Regions from separate parts of the Mus musculus genome. Here regions 1 and 2 are each linked to region 3. The links are chromatin loops, found by intact Hi-C in ENCODE. Cell type or tissue: heart. All regions are shown on one strand.

Evidence for each region. Hi-C counts contacts between places; a loop is a spot of excess contacts. Peaks named below come from ENCODE experiments on the same cell type or tissue, not always from the same donor. Only the 100,000 strongest peaks of a DNase experiment are listed, where the experiment ranks them.
Region 1: it touches region 3 in a loop (4-fold over the local background); 21 of 42 quality-filtered maps call a loop at or near these places.
Region 2: it touches region 3 in a loop (6-fold over the local background); 35 of 42 quality-filtered maps call a loop at or near these places.

The regions. Positions count from the first base shown.
Region 1 is chr7:115,364,787-115,369,786 of GRCm38, forward strand. No RefSeq gene overlaps it. Among named protein-coding and RNA genes, the nearest start is that of Gm45999, 31 kb to the right of the region's middle. In heart, a CTCF peak has its summit at 2,283 (motif pointing right); no DNase peak of the experiment used is centred here; H3K27ac peaks cover 248 bases.
Region 2 is chr7:115,214,253-115,219,252 of GRCm38, forward strand. No RefSeq gene overlaps it. Among named protein-coding and RNA genes, the nearest start is that of Gm34282, 84 kb to the left of the region's middle. In heart, CTCF peaks have their summits at 2,669 (motif pointing right) and 2,889; a DNase peak (open chromatin) is centred at 2,759; H3K4me3 peaks cover 617 bases; H3K27ac peaks cover 2,639 bases.
Region 3 is chr7:116,030,014-116,035,013 of GRCm38, forward strand. The region is part of intron 1 of Sox6 (SRY (sex determining region Y)-box 6); the gene reads right to left. It overlaps Sox6os (SRY (sex determining region Y)-box 6, opposite strand), which reads left to right and starts at 1,966. Exons shown (of 2, transcript NR_152104.1): 1 at 1,966-2,154; 2 at 2,307-2,537. In heart, CTCF peaks have their summits at 3,093 (motif pointing left), 3,880 and 4,080; DNase peaks (open chromatin) are centred at 1,168, 1,888, 3,928, 4,528 and 3 weaker places; H3K4me3 peaks cover 5,000 bases; H3K27ac peaks cover 5,000 bases.

The DNA.
Region 1 (5,000 bases), 670 kb before region 3:
AAAAACAAACAAAATCCTTAACCACCCATTTGATGAGATACACCCTTCAGTATCCCTGCTGCTGGCTGGGTCTGTTCTGGGCTTAGCGATTGAGACTTTGATCATGCTATGCACAGGTTTGACCTGGCACCTGTGCTGCCACTTCTAGTAGTTGCTGAGAATACTCAAAAGATGCTGAACCGCCTCGTGCTAGAGCAGGGCTGGGTAAGGACTCTGCCACGGGTACCTCACACTTTCCCAGTGACTCAATGAGATATATATTCCGTGAATATCTTTCAATTCTAGATTGTTTTCCTTTTAGAGAACTTCTGAACATCTCCCCTAATACTATATTTTTTTCAAAAATTATATGTCAGGCTAGAAAGATGGTGCAGTCTGGCAAACAGTTGCTTCATAAGCATGAAGAACTGAGCTTGGTACCCTGAACACCTATGTAAAAGAATTATGGTCCAGGCTATGGAGAGGTACAGAAATTACATCGATCCCTACACTGGATATTTTCTTTAAAGCAAAGTCTCACTATGTACCCAAGGCTAGTCTCAAACTCAAGACCCTGATAACTCAGTTTCCTGAGGGCTGGGACTGCAGGTGTGTCCCAATGTTCAGCTCTAGACATGCCCTTTATGGTGCCAATTTCTACACAGCCTCTGCCCCTGAACAATATTTCCTATGTATTTGCTAAGTGGAGTAGCTTCAAGTTATTCTTAATGCCGGGTGGCTGGCAATAGGATTGCCAATGTCAGACTCACTTGTCCATTGGTCCATGAGGTTGTCAGAAAAGATGCTTTCTACAGTTACACCCTCAGACTTAGGATCTGGTTGGAACCAATGAGTACAGAGATAACTTGAATCAAGGACTTCACTGCCCAGGAGAAAAAAAAGACCACAAGGGTCCACAGGGACTTCTTGGTTTAAAATATAAATTGCTTTCAGGTGAGGTTCTCACCCATCCTTGCACTGAATCTCTGTGACATTATGATTGTCTGTTGCTTGCCATAAGGCCTGAGTGATGCTTGCCCAGAAGGCTCCTATAGCACTGTGACACTCATCTTTGCCCTGCTCTCTGAAGAGAGTTAAACTATGGCTGTGTAAGTAGATGGGAAACACTTAGGGCATGGAGGTGTCTTACAAGATTTATGAACGTTTAGAGACTGAGAACACATGTGCATACATATGCCCAGCTCTCACACCCACCTCTGGCACTCTGTGCATTCTCTAAACCCACTCACAACTTCTGCTGGTCCAGCCAGGTCATTCGGACACACTCACTTGTGCAAAGGGATAGCTCTGTTCCTACCTCTCCCTGCCCCCACCCCAAGCCTTCCTGAGAATTGTTCTGTTAAAAATAAAATGCTATCATTGTGCCCATGGCTGGCCCCAGGCTAAAGTGGGAAGTGGGAGAAGCTTGCATTTGACTTTCCCCAACCTCTCTCAGACTCTCCCTCCTGCAGCTGCCAGCTGCACCCCTGACCTAGCTTTTCCCATCCCACTGTGCCTCCATTAGAAACCACCCTGTCTGGCTGCCACTCCTCCGGGCCTTGCTCTCAGCTTGAAAAATGCCAGTGGGTTTTCCTTAATAGGACTTTTCTAAGAGACGGAGACTTAACCCTCAAATGCTGTCAAGTTGGAATGATGTCTTGGGCCAGAAAGAACCCTATCCATTTAAGGAAACTGAGAGACACACCCAGGCAGTCCTAAGCCACCATGCCAGCCATCGCTTTGAGCACTAAGCCCTGAGCTGGTGCCCCTTGCTCCTTTTGTGGCCTTTTGTGCTTCTGGCTCCAAGATTCCCTGCCTTCCATTTCCCATACAAAGTTCTCCCTCTCGATTTGGCCTCAGTCCACAATGATACAGTTCTTAGCATGGCTACCCCTCCCGTTCCTCACATCCCTCCAACCCTGCCTAGCCCCTGAGGCAAACCATACCCTTACTCTACATCTTGCCAGTCTCCCCTCCTGCAGGATCTGGGCAGAAGTAGCTCAATAGCAGGAGTCCCAGATCTTAATAGAAAACAGGTAAGCACCTGATCAATACTCATAGCTCATATCCTAAAGACACTGCATTTCTCTGCTTTGAGTCTCCATCTGTAAACCACCAATAATAGTGATCACTCCTCGATGTTCTTTCAAGGTCACTTGTGGGTACTTATAGACATGAACCTGTTCACCACAGAATATGTGTTCTGAATCGTGTCCAGTCACGGGATCAGTTATGTTCCTGGCAGTAATGTTCTGGGAACTCTAGGCCAGGCCCTGCAAATGAATTGTGGCATGGGTCGCTTGGCCAGATGGGGGCAGCAGAGAGCTATCTGAGGGTCAAACTGGGACCCATGGGGCCACCTGGGGGTCCAAAGTAGACAGCCAGGACCCAAGGCCTGAGACCAAGCAGGGCAAGCTAGACAAGAAATAGAGCTAGGAAGATCCGCTACTGAAGTGCCTCCCCGTAGTGTACTGCTCCTCCCTCTACCTGCACAGATTGCCTGTCACCATTTGCTAAGGCTGATCTTTCTTAACAGTGTGTTCCCTCCCAACTGACACATTTGTGAGCAAGGACACAACTGTGAGCAGGGAAAAGGTGAATGTCCTTAGGTAAGGGTCCACGGATTTCAGGAACCAACCATGGAGCAAGCATGGGCCTTCTCCTCATTCAATAGCTGAACCATCCTTCATAAGCTTGTCTTCCCTTCTCTCTTGACTCCTAAGAATGCTGTCTGGTGTAATCCCACCTCGCCTGTCAGAATCCTGTCTGCTTTCCATATTTAACTCAAATGTTCTCCTTGTTAGGCCGTCTGCCTGGATTTGGCCAGTACCTAACTAGAAACATCTCTCTTTGGATATCTCTCAGCTCTCCACATCAGATTTTCCACTGATATCTGTGGCTGTCAGCATCTCGTCCAGAGTGATAAATGATGGCATTGCTTCCCCTGGGATGCAGGAAGTTCTGTCACAATCTGTCTCCTCTAGGACAGGAGTCATGGTGGCTTCCTCATCCCCTGCTGAAGATTATAGAAAGAGAATAAATGGAGAGCGCCTGGAGCTAGCCTGGCAGTGGCAAGGACATGGGGACTGTCTTGTCACTACACTATCTTAATGTCACTATTATAGAGGGGCTTTGCTCCACAGTGACCCACGATGTAAGGTCTTAAGTATTCAACTTGCCCTCAAGACAAGCCCTGGATTGTAAAACACCACCAACAATAACAACAATAATCGAGGCCAGCAAGATGGCTCAACAAGTAAAGGTGCTTGCCTCCAAGCCTGAAGACCCGAGGACCCACATGATGGGAGGAGAGAAATGACTTCTGCAAACTGTCCTCTGATTCATCAGCACTGTGGCACACATGTGTGTATACGTGAACACACACAGAATCAGTAAAAAGTAATAAAAATTTTAAAACAACAGGAACCACTTGTCTGGGGGCAGGTCTAGTAATTTCAAGCCACAGAATCACTGGAAAAGCCAGACACACACACACACACACACACACACACACACACACACACACACATACACACACACATTCCACCAAGGCAGCAAACTATGACAGTGACAAGAGAAGAAAACTTTTTTTGTTGTTATTTAGAAAGATAGTGATGTTTTCAATAAAAATTTCAACCCAGAAATTAAAATTTAAACAACATAAGTGCCTGGGAGAACCAAGCAGCAGCAAGCGGACCCTTAATGGCAAGATGCATAGCCTTTATTTTTTAATGTGGAGAAGGAAAGGATTTATCATTAAAGTTTAAAAATAATCAGAATCTCAGAATCAAAATCCCTTTTGTTCCAGCGGGCTGGCAGCGCTGAGGGAGTGATTGTGTGTGCTGAGTGGGTGTCCAGGAAACAGTAGTCATTTATGTGTGTGTGACAGGAGTCGTGTCCAAATCTAAATTTAAGCAAGTGTTGGCCTTCTTGGGTTGTATAGTTTTTTGGATAAATTAGCTCAAACTAAGCGTTGGACTTGCTTGTGTGCGCTCTCTTCCCTCTGTCTCCTCACCCATTCTCTCCCCTGTGTTTAATAATTATAACACTTGAGCCAAAAATTTGCTGGCCAGCTGCAGTGGCCTAACCGTCTGTTTCACTCATTATTTCTAGAACTTGATACAATCACAGCCTTTGAGCAAATTAGAGTAATATTTGGTGTGTTGGTATTCTGTCCCTACTCTCCCCCCCAGCTCGCTGATGTGAGACACAGACAGTTTGTGCATATCATACTAGAGAATTCCATCTTCTCAGCTCCTACAAGCCATAGTACCCATTGATGTGTCTGCCCTGTTCCCTACCACAGTGTGGGAAGGAGAGACAGCTTGGGTAAAGCCTAGTGTGTAAGAGTCAGACAGCTTAGCTCTGCTTCTAAACCTTGTGTGGCCTTGGCTCACCAGACTAACTTCTCTGAATTTCTTTCTTCCTTCATTTCTTCCCTTCCTTCCTTCCTTCCTTCCTTCCTTCCTTCCTTCCTTCCTTCCTTCCTTCCTCCCTCCCTCCCTCCCTCCCTCTCTCTCTCTCTCTCTCTCTCTCAATCTTAAACACATGGCAACACTGGTTATGACAGAGGGGCTGAAGGCAAACTTTTGGTGTTCAAGAACTGTAAAGTTGTTTCTACAGATATGTGTGGTGTGCATGTGTGCATTGTGGAGGCTGGGCAAGGTACAGGGTGCATGTGGAAGGTAGAGAACCACTCACAGAAATTGTTTTCCTTCTACCATGTGGGCCCTGGGGAATCAAACTCGGGATTGATAGCAAGTGCCTTTGTCCACTGAGCCATCTCCCCCATCCTTGATGTCAAATCATACGTCTACTACCTTCTAAGCAACATTGGACAAATTATTTAATTTCTGGCCCTCGATACCTTCATCGGGAAAAATAAGTGTAGCAACATCATCTGTAGCCTGAAGTTTGTGGGGAGGGGTGTGTGGAAGGGGGAAGTTAATTAAAATAGGTGGAAAGAGGAAAATCCACACTCCTCAAGTTTAAACTCTATAAGGCTGTGGGGTCCTTCCTGC
Region 2 (5,000 bases), 820 kb before region 3:
GAGAGTTCAGGACTCTACGGAAAATCAAAGGTCCTTGTAGTAAACTCCGAAGGCCACGGCCCTACCTTATCTCTTGCTGGTGTCCTTTCCTCACCAAGCTTGGTCCATTTGGGTTTTCCCATGTTCTCCAGGCGGATCAAGATCTTCCCTGTTTTTTGGGCTATACGTCAGCTCTGGCTGATGTTGGCGACCCTCTTCTTTGCCTTCTTCACTTCATAACTCTCCATCTCTCCCTTTCTCTTTCTTTTCTTTTTTCCTGTCTCTTCTTCCCATGTCTTGTCTCACCTTATTTTAGTCTTTCCCACTTCTTTGTTTGTTTAGTTACTCTGCTGGTTAGGGTTCTTTTTTAAAGAACTAAATATAACACAGTGAGTTTCATTATGACATTTTTATATGTGTATGTCTTATCTTGTCCCCAAATTCCTATCTCACTTCATGCAACTAACTCCTACCTACCTTCATGCCTCTGTGTGTGTGTGAGTGTGTGTGTGTGTATGTGTGTGTGTGTGTGTGTGTGTGTGTGTGTGTGTGTGTGTGTAAACTAATGAGTTTAATTAGGGTTGCTTACAGGAGCATGGGTTTGAGCAGTTATTTTACAGGCGCTTGGGCACTTACCAGTGACTACACCACGGAAGAAAAAGATATCTCTCTCCTCCAGCAACTGCTAATCTTTGAGACAAGGTCTTGCCATGTAGCTCAGCTTGACTATAAACTCCAGATTCTCTTGGCCTCCATATTGCTGTTATTAACAGAGCACATCACTACCTGGTCCAGTTTGTTTTTCTTTCATCTTTTGTTTTTTATAATCAGGTCTATTGAACTGTACTTTGCATGCAATACCATCCCCTCCCTCTGAGAATGCAGACCTCTGGGCTTTGACTTGTATGTGCACACATTCAGCAAGACTGAGATCATGTGCCTGTTCCCCTTCATAGCTAGGCTCCTCCGTATACCCCAGGAAGCCACCATTTACCTCTTTCATACTTCAAGTTTGCATCAGACCACCTTCGACACAGACACCTCTCATTCAGAGCCCTATGCTGGCCCCATCTGCAGAAGGCCCACCCCACACCCCATACTTCTTTCAGATACCTTGGATATTCTTGCTTTAATATTCACTTCATCTGTACATCTATTTGTTGGGGTTGTTTTGGAAACAGAATCTCACTCACTGTATAGCCCCTTGCATTCTCTACATGGCCTTGAATTTTTAATGTAGACCAGCCTGGCCTCCAACTTCCTACAACCCTCTGCCTCTGCCTCCCAAGTGCAGAAATTGTAGGAATGTGGCCCCATGCCTGACTCATTTGTTCTGTCTTCATTTAACCCTATAAACTCTGTGAATGAAAGGTCTCAGTCTTCAGTTTCAGTCTTCAGTTCCACCCTTTTAACCCCAGAGCATTGTGTGTAGAACATTTATTGAATGGATAGACAGATAGATGGATGGATAGGTAGATAGGTAGGTAGGTAGGTAGGTAGGTAGGTAGATAGATAGATAGATAGATAGATAGATAGATAGATAGATAGATAGATACATGGTACTACTTTCTCCTGTGCAAGTAGCTATGATTGATAGCGTGACTGATTCTGAAATGATTTTAGCACTTAGGGAGCTAAAAGATGAAGGGAAATCTTGTGATAGTATGCAGATAATTGGAGCCTTGAATAATCCCTTACTATGCACTTGTAAAGCATCTACTGAATGCCAGGCTCGTTCCTGGTCCTTCGTATATCGTCATTCATTTCATACTATGACCAACTGTATGGAAAGCATGGTCGTTTTAGATTTAAAGATGAATAATATTGAGTATTTTTTTAAAAAAAAAAAGGGTTAAATAACTTCTGGCCAGCCAGAGTGCAATCAGATGCAGTAGTAATTTCAAGCTGAAGTTTTATCTGGTTCCAGAAAGAGAGACCTAAGAGAAAGACCATGAGGAAAGAGAGAAGAGAAGGGCCACGGGGAAAGAAGGTAGAGAGACTACGTGGAGAAACCCTGAGACAGTGTGTCCAGAAGAAGTCCTGATGAGCAGGTCACTGAGGGATTCACCATCAGTTCACCAGGAGAGAACAGACATAGGCAATGCTCGGACCAGAGCAAGATGGTGAGACTCAGCTTGAAGGTAAAGGGCCCTGGGGCTGAGCAACAGATAGCTTAGACTGTTAGAATAGATGAATACCTGCCAAGTCACAGAGGTTAAAGCTTGGTAATCAACTTAATAGATCTTTGTGTCAATTATTTGGGAAGTAGGACAAGAACACATACGACTTCAACTTTTAAATTACTACTACAGACAGGACTTCGGGCCCAAACAACACGTGTAATAGTTAAGACAAAGTAACATTAGGGCAAGTAAAAGAGAAAAAGGTTGAAGGCATGCCCTGGTCAGGGAGGTCAGACTCCAGCACAGATTAAGGTCTAACCAGGAGAATCAGAAATGGGAACATTCACTGTAAATTTTACATCTGATCCTTTCTGAGGAACCTTTTAACCCCAGGGGAAACCTTTTCAGACCTCCCAGGTGTCACCCAAGTAAGATATAGCACAAGGGTTCAAGAGGTCTGGTAGAATTGTTCCCACACAACGCAGTTCCGGAACACTCTGGAAACTGAGGCTTTAAGCAGATGCACCCAGAGTCGCTGCTCTGGCTCCCCAAGGACACTTCCAAGAGGCTTGCAGTTCTCATCTATGGACAGTAGGTGGCAGTAGGTCGTGAGAAATGTGGGTTCTCCTGGGCCCTGGCTATGGAGACCTAGCCTGCAGAAAAACGCGGCTGGGCTTGAGTTGCGCCTGGGAGCACACCCCCCGGGGGGGGGGGGGGGGGAGTGGGCCGCACTGCCCAGGTCAGCGAGGATCTTGCGGGTGGGGGCTCCATTGGCTCCTGCAGCGTTGTAGTCATGGGGAGTTCCCAAAGAGCGCCCAACCCATCCTGCCTCCCCCATCAGACCTTGTGCCAGGCGTGGATTCCCCTGCCTGGGCAGACAACCTGGTTTTGTTGTTGTTTGGTGGGAGAGGGGAGCGCGGAGGGAGCACAAAAGTTTACTTTTTATTTTCTAAGCTAAAGAATAAACCTCTGTTCAGGGGGACATGGCTGTATCCATATAGCTCACGTCTGGCTGCACAGAAGTGAGGTGTGCTTTTTCCTTCCCGTGGTACCAATGCCTGATGGGGTTCCCTGGGGGAGACACCTGTTTTATCCAGACCTCTGGTCTGCACTTACAACAAGGATCTCATGGCGCTGTTGTCTTGACCTTAGTAGCAGCCAGCTTTGCACCACTTGGATGCAGTATGTCCCAGCAGGGCAGTGGCTGAGAAGCTGCAAATATGATTCTCTCAGGACCTGGCCTCTTGGCTCTACCAGGACCTGGGCATTAGCCTACCCAGGCTGGATCTAGACCTCTGAATACTCTTTCATTTAACACCTGCACAAATCCTGCCATCCTCCCTTCCACCCCTCCCACATTGAAAGAGTCTCTCTCTCTCTCTCTCTCTCTCTCTCTCTCTCTCTCTCTCTCTCTCTCTCTCTCTCTCTCTCCTGGCAAACTCTTACAGTTGCCATAAGGCAAGTGGAGACTGAACACGGAGATCTCTGGGTGAGTATTTGTTAAAGGTTACAGAGCCAGTAGTCCAGTGCCTGACCTCAAACCCCAGGCTTCAAGGCATCCTTCACCTCCCACCCCTCTGCCTGCCAACAACAGGGCTGCTTCCGGGGCTCCCGGGCCAGGCCAGCCAAGGAAGCACAGACAGCCCCAGTGCATCTTTCTCTCTCGATCAGTGGGCAAATTAATTCACGCTATCTTTACATTATGTATAATGCTGCATGATTTTATTTTGCTTCATTCCCGAAATCTTTTACAGTAATTAGTAGCCGAGTAAAATATAAAAATTAATGCAATATAACACTTTAATGGTAATAATACACCATCCTGTCTAATTAATAAAATCTGTTGTTTCCAAGCACGGTTATTTATTTGACAAATTGATGGCACACATCCTGTTCATATCCCCTTTCCCGGCTCCCATCCTTTCAGTTTATTGAATAAAATTGTATCAGGAAAATAAACAGATTGTCTTCTGACCTGACAAGCGAGTGAGGAAAAACCCCTCACTCACACAGCCCTAATTGTTCTCAACAATATTCGCTAACATGCATCAAGAGGGCTTGGAAATGAAGCCTCATTTCCTAGCTCCTGTATTTTTTCCATTTAATTTAAATCTTTATAATTGTGTCTTCTTATTTTTTAGGGACTGGGGACCTAGCGAGTTTGAGGGGTGAGCTTTGTCCCTGTGGGCTGTCATTCTGATGGCCTTAACAAGCAGGGATGGTTCCCACTCTGCATAGAGATCAGAGTGGAGAGCTAGGCTCTTCTGAGCCCTGGTGGAGCACACTGAAGTCACCTCCAATGTGGCAGAAGAGGACCAGATAGGGAGCCGGGGACAGTCATATTGGAGGACTGTCATTAGGGATTAAAAGGGACATGGAAGGAGGGGTTCGGGCAGGATTCTGAGGCTTGGTGACGTCTGCTGGTGGGAGTGGAGCAGGGAACAATGTCCAGCCCGAGCGAGCATGTGCCGTTGGAACAGAGTGCTGATCTAATTACAGAGCCACTCTGTGCTCCCTCTCTCATGTAAGACAGGACGTTTATATGCTAAGTGTGAAAACATGAAAGCCTTAAGCTATAAATAGAACGGCAGAGATGGAGGGAGACGCACACAGAGGAAGAGAAGGCAGAAAGAGGAAGTAAAGGAGAGACTTGCCCCTTGCAGGTTAATTTCTAGCGTTTTTCCCTGAAAGAAAAATGATGTGCTGTGGTTGGTGTTCAGGAAGAGCCCCCGTCACCAGCTTTTAAGCTACATTTACTGCAAGAGAAAAGGCCCCCAAGTGCACACACGTGAGGACTCATCCGCTCTGGTGAAGTGACTTCTACACCAGAGAGACATCCACACAGAGACACAGAGTGCAGCCATGTGTGAGCGTGACTATGGAGTCCACACCACTGAA
Region 3 (5,000 bases):
TGCCTAATTCTGAGTGCTGAATTCCACAGCGAGTGCCCAGGGTGGCAGAGGGATGACAGAGGAAAGGTCATGTTTGAAGCTGCACAAGTCTGGTCTGCACAGGGCCACAAGCCTTAAAGCTGGCCTCAGGCTAGGATGTCCCGGGAAGCTCAACAGGAAACTAGCATCCATCTGAGCAGACAGGGAGACAAAGCTCTGCTCTAAGAACCCCAAGCTGAACAGGAATGAGAAGGGAAACAACAGATCTGCCCAGCTCCCAGGTCCACTAGCAGCCCCAAGCAACTAGGCCTGAAGCGGGAGCAGAAACTACAATCAGGCACTGACACTAAATTATTGTGATAGACCTCTGAGAGTGGGGGAAGCAGGGAGACAAGTGAGCAGATCTGAAGTCTCTTCCCAAGCCAAGTCACACAGTGCCAAGACTGGCTGATCCCAATAGATGAGTGCACACAGAGTGTTTGAGCAGATTCTCCAGGGCAGCATGTGGGTAGGATGTGGCCAGGTTTGTTCTGTTTCCCCTTTCCCCATCCAGTCTGCAACCTGCCGCTGATGTTGGGTACCTTCTCCTAACCAGCACTTGCCCCTTAGCTGAAAACTACGAAAAACTGGAGAAGGAGAAAAGGCAAAAATCAAAAGCGAGATTTCATGGTCAGTCTTCCTAGCCAGGGCCTCTCCAGGCTCTCCTGGCCGGTTAGGCTTCCCTTGGGAATCCTGTAATCCAGAGCTGAACTGAGCTACTCAAGTCAGCCAAGCCCGTGCCTATGGGCCTTGGGGATGAGGTGCTGAGTACGCAGGCTAATTATACATGTGGCATTTGGGCAGCCAACTGTCCAGTTGACACCTTACCTTATGAGGAAGCGTCCTCCCCACCAACTGTTCAAAACAAAATGCCATCTCGGGATCAGCTTCGCCTGCTCTGGGCCGGTTCAGGGTTCCCTCTCCTACCGCCTCTCGCCTCTCCAACCTAACACAAGAATGTGGCCTAGGGAGGCCAGTCGCAGGCAGGCAGGCCCGCCAGGGTTGGGGGGACAGGCGGGGCGGGCCTTGCCAGGTGTCTGTCCTGTCCCCCCTCACTGTGGACCAGCTCGGGAACGTAACCACTTGACCTTTTTATTCACCGAACCCACCTTCTAGAAATAGACTGGGCGGGGCTGTGTCTGTTCTCGGACCAGGGGGAAAACCCGGACATGTGACTACAAAGGACAGAAGAGAGGAGACCCTGGTGGGCGGGGGGAAGGGGCATTCTCTCCACTGGGTTGCTGGCTGGGCGGTTCCGTGAGGGCCAAAAGCCAAGCCACTGGAGTTCACCCTGGAGCCCAGCGTCCAGGACCGAGAAGTCACCAGAACTCCCTCTCAGACATTGAAACTGGAGGTCCGGAGCCCAATCTATTGTGCCGCTGGGACAGTTTCGGACTATCTTGAGACTGAAACTTCAAGTGCGGCCCTTACAGGAGGCAACTCGCAGAAGCAGCCTAGAACAGCCCATCTTGCTAACTAGCAGCCCTGCCAGCCCAGTAAATGACTTATTTTAGACCACAAACTGGAGTCGCTGCCGATAACTGGTCATTCACACAAACAAACATTTTCAAACTTGGTCAGAGTCAGACAAGCTTAAATAAAACTCATAATACGCCGGAAACGACCACCTTTTATCTATCCGAACACACCAATTCTTTTTATCTTAAAGCTGCGCGGACCCGGAGCCAGTCTGTCCTCCGCAGAGCCCGGCCGTTCCTTTGCATTTGCAGCAGTTCAGCCCCAGCAGCCTTTGCACAAACCCGGGTCCTTCTTCGTACTGCCCTTTAAGGGAGAAAGCCGAAAGCAGCTCCCCCGGGGCAGGCGAGCCTCGCCAACACCGCCTCCCGCCCAGGGCCCAGCCGGTGCTCCGAACATCGGCCCGCAGCGGGCAGCCAGTAGCGGGCCGGGCAGAGAGCCTAGAGGGACGAAGGTTGCGGGTCAGGCTCTGAGCCGAGGGTGCCGGCTGAAGCGCAGAGGACCTGGAAGCCGAACCCGCGCGAGCCTTACGGGGCTGTCCCTCGCCCACGCCGTCAGCGGGCCAGCCTGCGCAGCAAGCGTGCTGAGCAAAAAGGACCACCGTTGGGTTGCAAACTGCCTTGGAGTTCGGTTTGTGTACTGCTGAGAGGACCATTAAAAGTAAAGTGCAATAGTGGAGGGAGCAAGGGGAACTGGAACTCGAGCGTCCCGGGAAAGTCGTGGGAAGCCCCGGTGGTGGAGGGCGAGGAGGGAGCGCGCGGCTTCTAGCCACCCGGGTTTTCTTTAATCCTCCGGGTAAATTTCACCCCTAGCGCGGAGAGCTACGAAGATCCTGGAGTCCCGCCCGCCCTAGGCCAGCGTCAACCCCACAACTAGCCAACGATCCCAGTCCGAAATGGGGGAGGTTCAGAAGCCCTGCGGGTCCTCCCGGCCCCTGAGCCACAGCCTGGCTAACACTGACGCCTCTTAGAACTGCGGCGGCGCAGTCACACGGCAAATCGACACTTTTCAAGAAAACAAAATATTCATTCTCTAACAAAACTAACTTCGCATTGAGTTTCTATTGGGGGAGAGGGGTTAACTCGGCCCTAAAGGAAGCCCGTTTTGTCCAGGTTAGATTTTGTCTACTTATGGATCAGCCGTTGGGTGAGGGTTTAATTTATGGCTTATGCATTCTTTTAAGGTCGATTTACATGACCTCCGGCTACAACTAAGATTGCCGAAGAGGGCACTCCAGTCGTCAGTCGGCCAAACCCACAATTACAACAGCCCTCCCCCACCTTCTGTGGCTCAGACTCCCCTGGCAATCTAAACTGTTCTCTCTCTCTCTCTCTCTCTCTCTCTCTCTCTCTCCCTCTCCCCCCTCTCCCCCCTCTCCCCTCTCCCCTCTTCCCCCTCTCCCCTCTCTCCCCTCTCTCCCTCTCCCCATCCTTTCCTCCTCCACCTTTCTCTTGTTTCTTCTTTTTTATGACTTTACTTTTTGATATTATGAATAACATAAAATATCACTTTGAAAGTTTCGCTAAAACTTTCTCAAAACCCAAGCAAGCATGCCGCGATGAAAGATCCAGTGTTCACAAAGCCCTCAAGATGTTGCCCTCTTGTGGGTACAAAGGGCATTGCCATCCAAGAGCCCCATCTGAACCCTAAGCTGGAGAATAGAAAGAGCGAGGGAAAGGGAGAGAGGGGAGGAAGAGGAGAGAGAGGGGAGGGGGAGGGAGAAGGAGAGAGAGAGAGAGAGAGAGAGAGAGAGAGAGAGAGAGAGAGAGAGAGAGAGAGAGAGAGAGAGAGAGAGAAACACTAACACAACACAGTAGGCACACCAACTTCTTCCATCCCACACTTGTGCGAACTTCCATGAAATACCTACCTCGAACTTTACGGAGACTTAACAATTCACTCTCTAAGCCACCTGACTTCTTTTTCATCTCATTCCCACTTCTATAGATTATCTACTTGGGGAGGCGAAGGTGGAGGAATTAGGTGGGCCAAGAGGGCAGACAGATTTCCGGACGAATACTTGCGATGGCGATAACACTTCTGCTGTCAAAGGTGGCTTTGGCTGTCTCTCCCTGCCCTTTTGCCTCGGTGTCCTACGCACAGTTATCTGCGGCTACAACATGTGTTTTCTCGGAGTGATTTGGGGAAGGGGTGGGGGCAAGAAAACCAGAAACCCGCCACGCAGATCTGTCACCGCCTCCGGAGTAAGGCACAACTCTCCGAGAGAGGCAGGCATCCTGAGGAACAGGGTGTCCACAGCAAGGGAGCGGCGCCGGGCCCCTTTCTCTACCTCGACTCGCCCGCTTGCCTGCCCGCCGGCGAGCACCCTCCTCCCAGTCCCCTCCCGGCCAGCCGCGGCTCTGCCAAAGGCTGCGCTCGACTGCCTCGCGTCCCTCCGCTGTCCCACCCCAGCCGCCGTCCCCGTACAGAGAAACTAACCCCAGAGGTGCCGGGAAGGGCAGGAGTGGGAGGCGCTGAGGCCAGTGCCCAGCCTAACGCGGGGCTCCTGTCCCCTGCCCCCTACGGCGCCCCAACAGGTAGCTATGACTGCTGCTCTCTCACTCAGCCTCCCTCGCTCTCTTAATTCGCTCGCTCCGTCCCGGTTACCTGGGCGGGCTCCAGGATGGTACCTCTCGGGAGGGTTCCTTGTGCGCTGCGCCGCGGGAGTAAAAGACATTAAAGAAAAAGGGAAAGATACAAATTTTAAAAATTAAAGAAAGGGGAGTCGGTGCTAAGTCAATTAGCTGAGCCTGGGGAGCAAGGGAGCAGGTCCCCAGCGCTGCGGCCCCGGCCCGCCGCCCGTTAACTCAAGTCTGCGGGGGTGTCCTGTCCCGGGCCCTGGGGGGAGCGCTGAGCGCACAAGTTTGCTGCCGGGGTGCCAGGAGGTGCACGCGGAGCCGGGTGACAGGGGGCTTTCCCCCTTGAAACAAGTGAAGGCGATGGTTAGTGCTGTCAATCTTGGCAATCAGTGTGAGCGGCCATGTCGTAAGTATTCAAAGCATTTCCCGTCGTGCAACATCAGAAAGTGAGTGGCCAGGGCATTGATCTGAGCGAGGGAGAGGAGGCAGGGCTCCCCTCCCAGACAACACAGGCAAGATGAGACAAGAGGCGAAGGAGGCAGCAAGCCAGGCGGGGCGGCTGGGAGGGAGGGGGAAGGGCCGGGGAAGAAGGGAGGGGAGAGCAGGAGGCAGAGGCAAGAGCAAGCCTCTGAGAGAGGAGGGCAGAGAGATCGGCTAGAGCAGAGACTGGAATTAGAGAACGCGCCCGGGACGCAGAGAGTGAAGCAACGGCTACAGGGGCATGAAGAGGAGGGCGATTCCGGGCAAGAGGGGCCAAGGAACAAGAACTAGGTGAGGGAGAAGCAGGCTGAAAAGAAAGGACCGAGGGAGCATTGCTAGGGACTGGGATTGCTGGAGAAGGAACCAAGAAAAAGGTAAAGTGAAGCGGGAGAGAGGTAGGAAGCTCTGAGGAAAAGAGGAGCAAAGGCGAAGGATGAGGACGTCAAT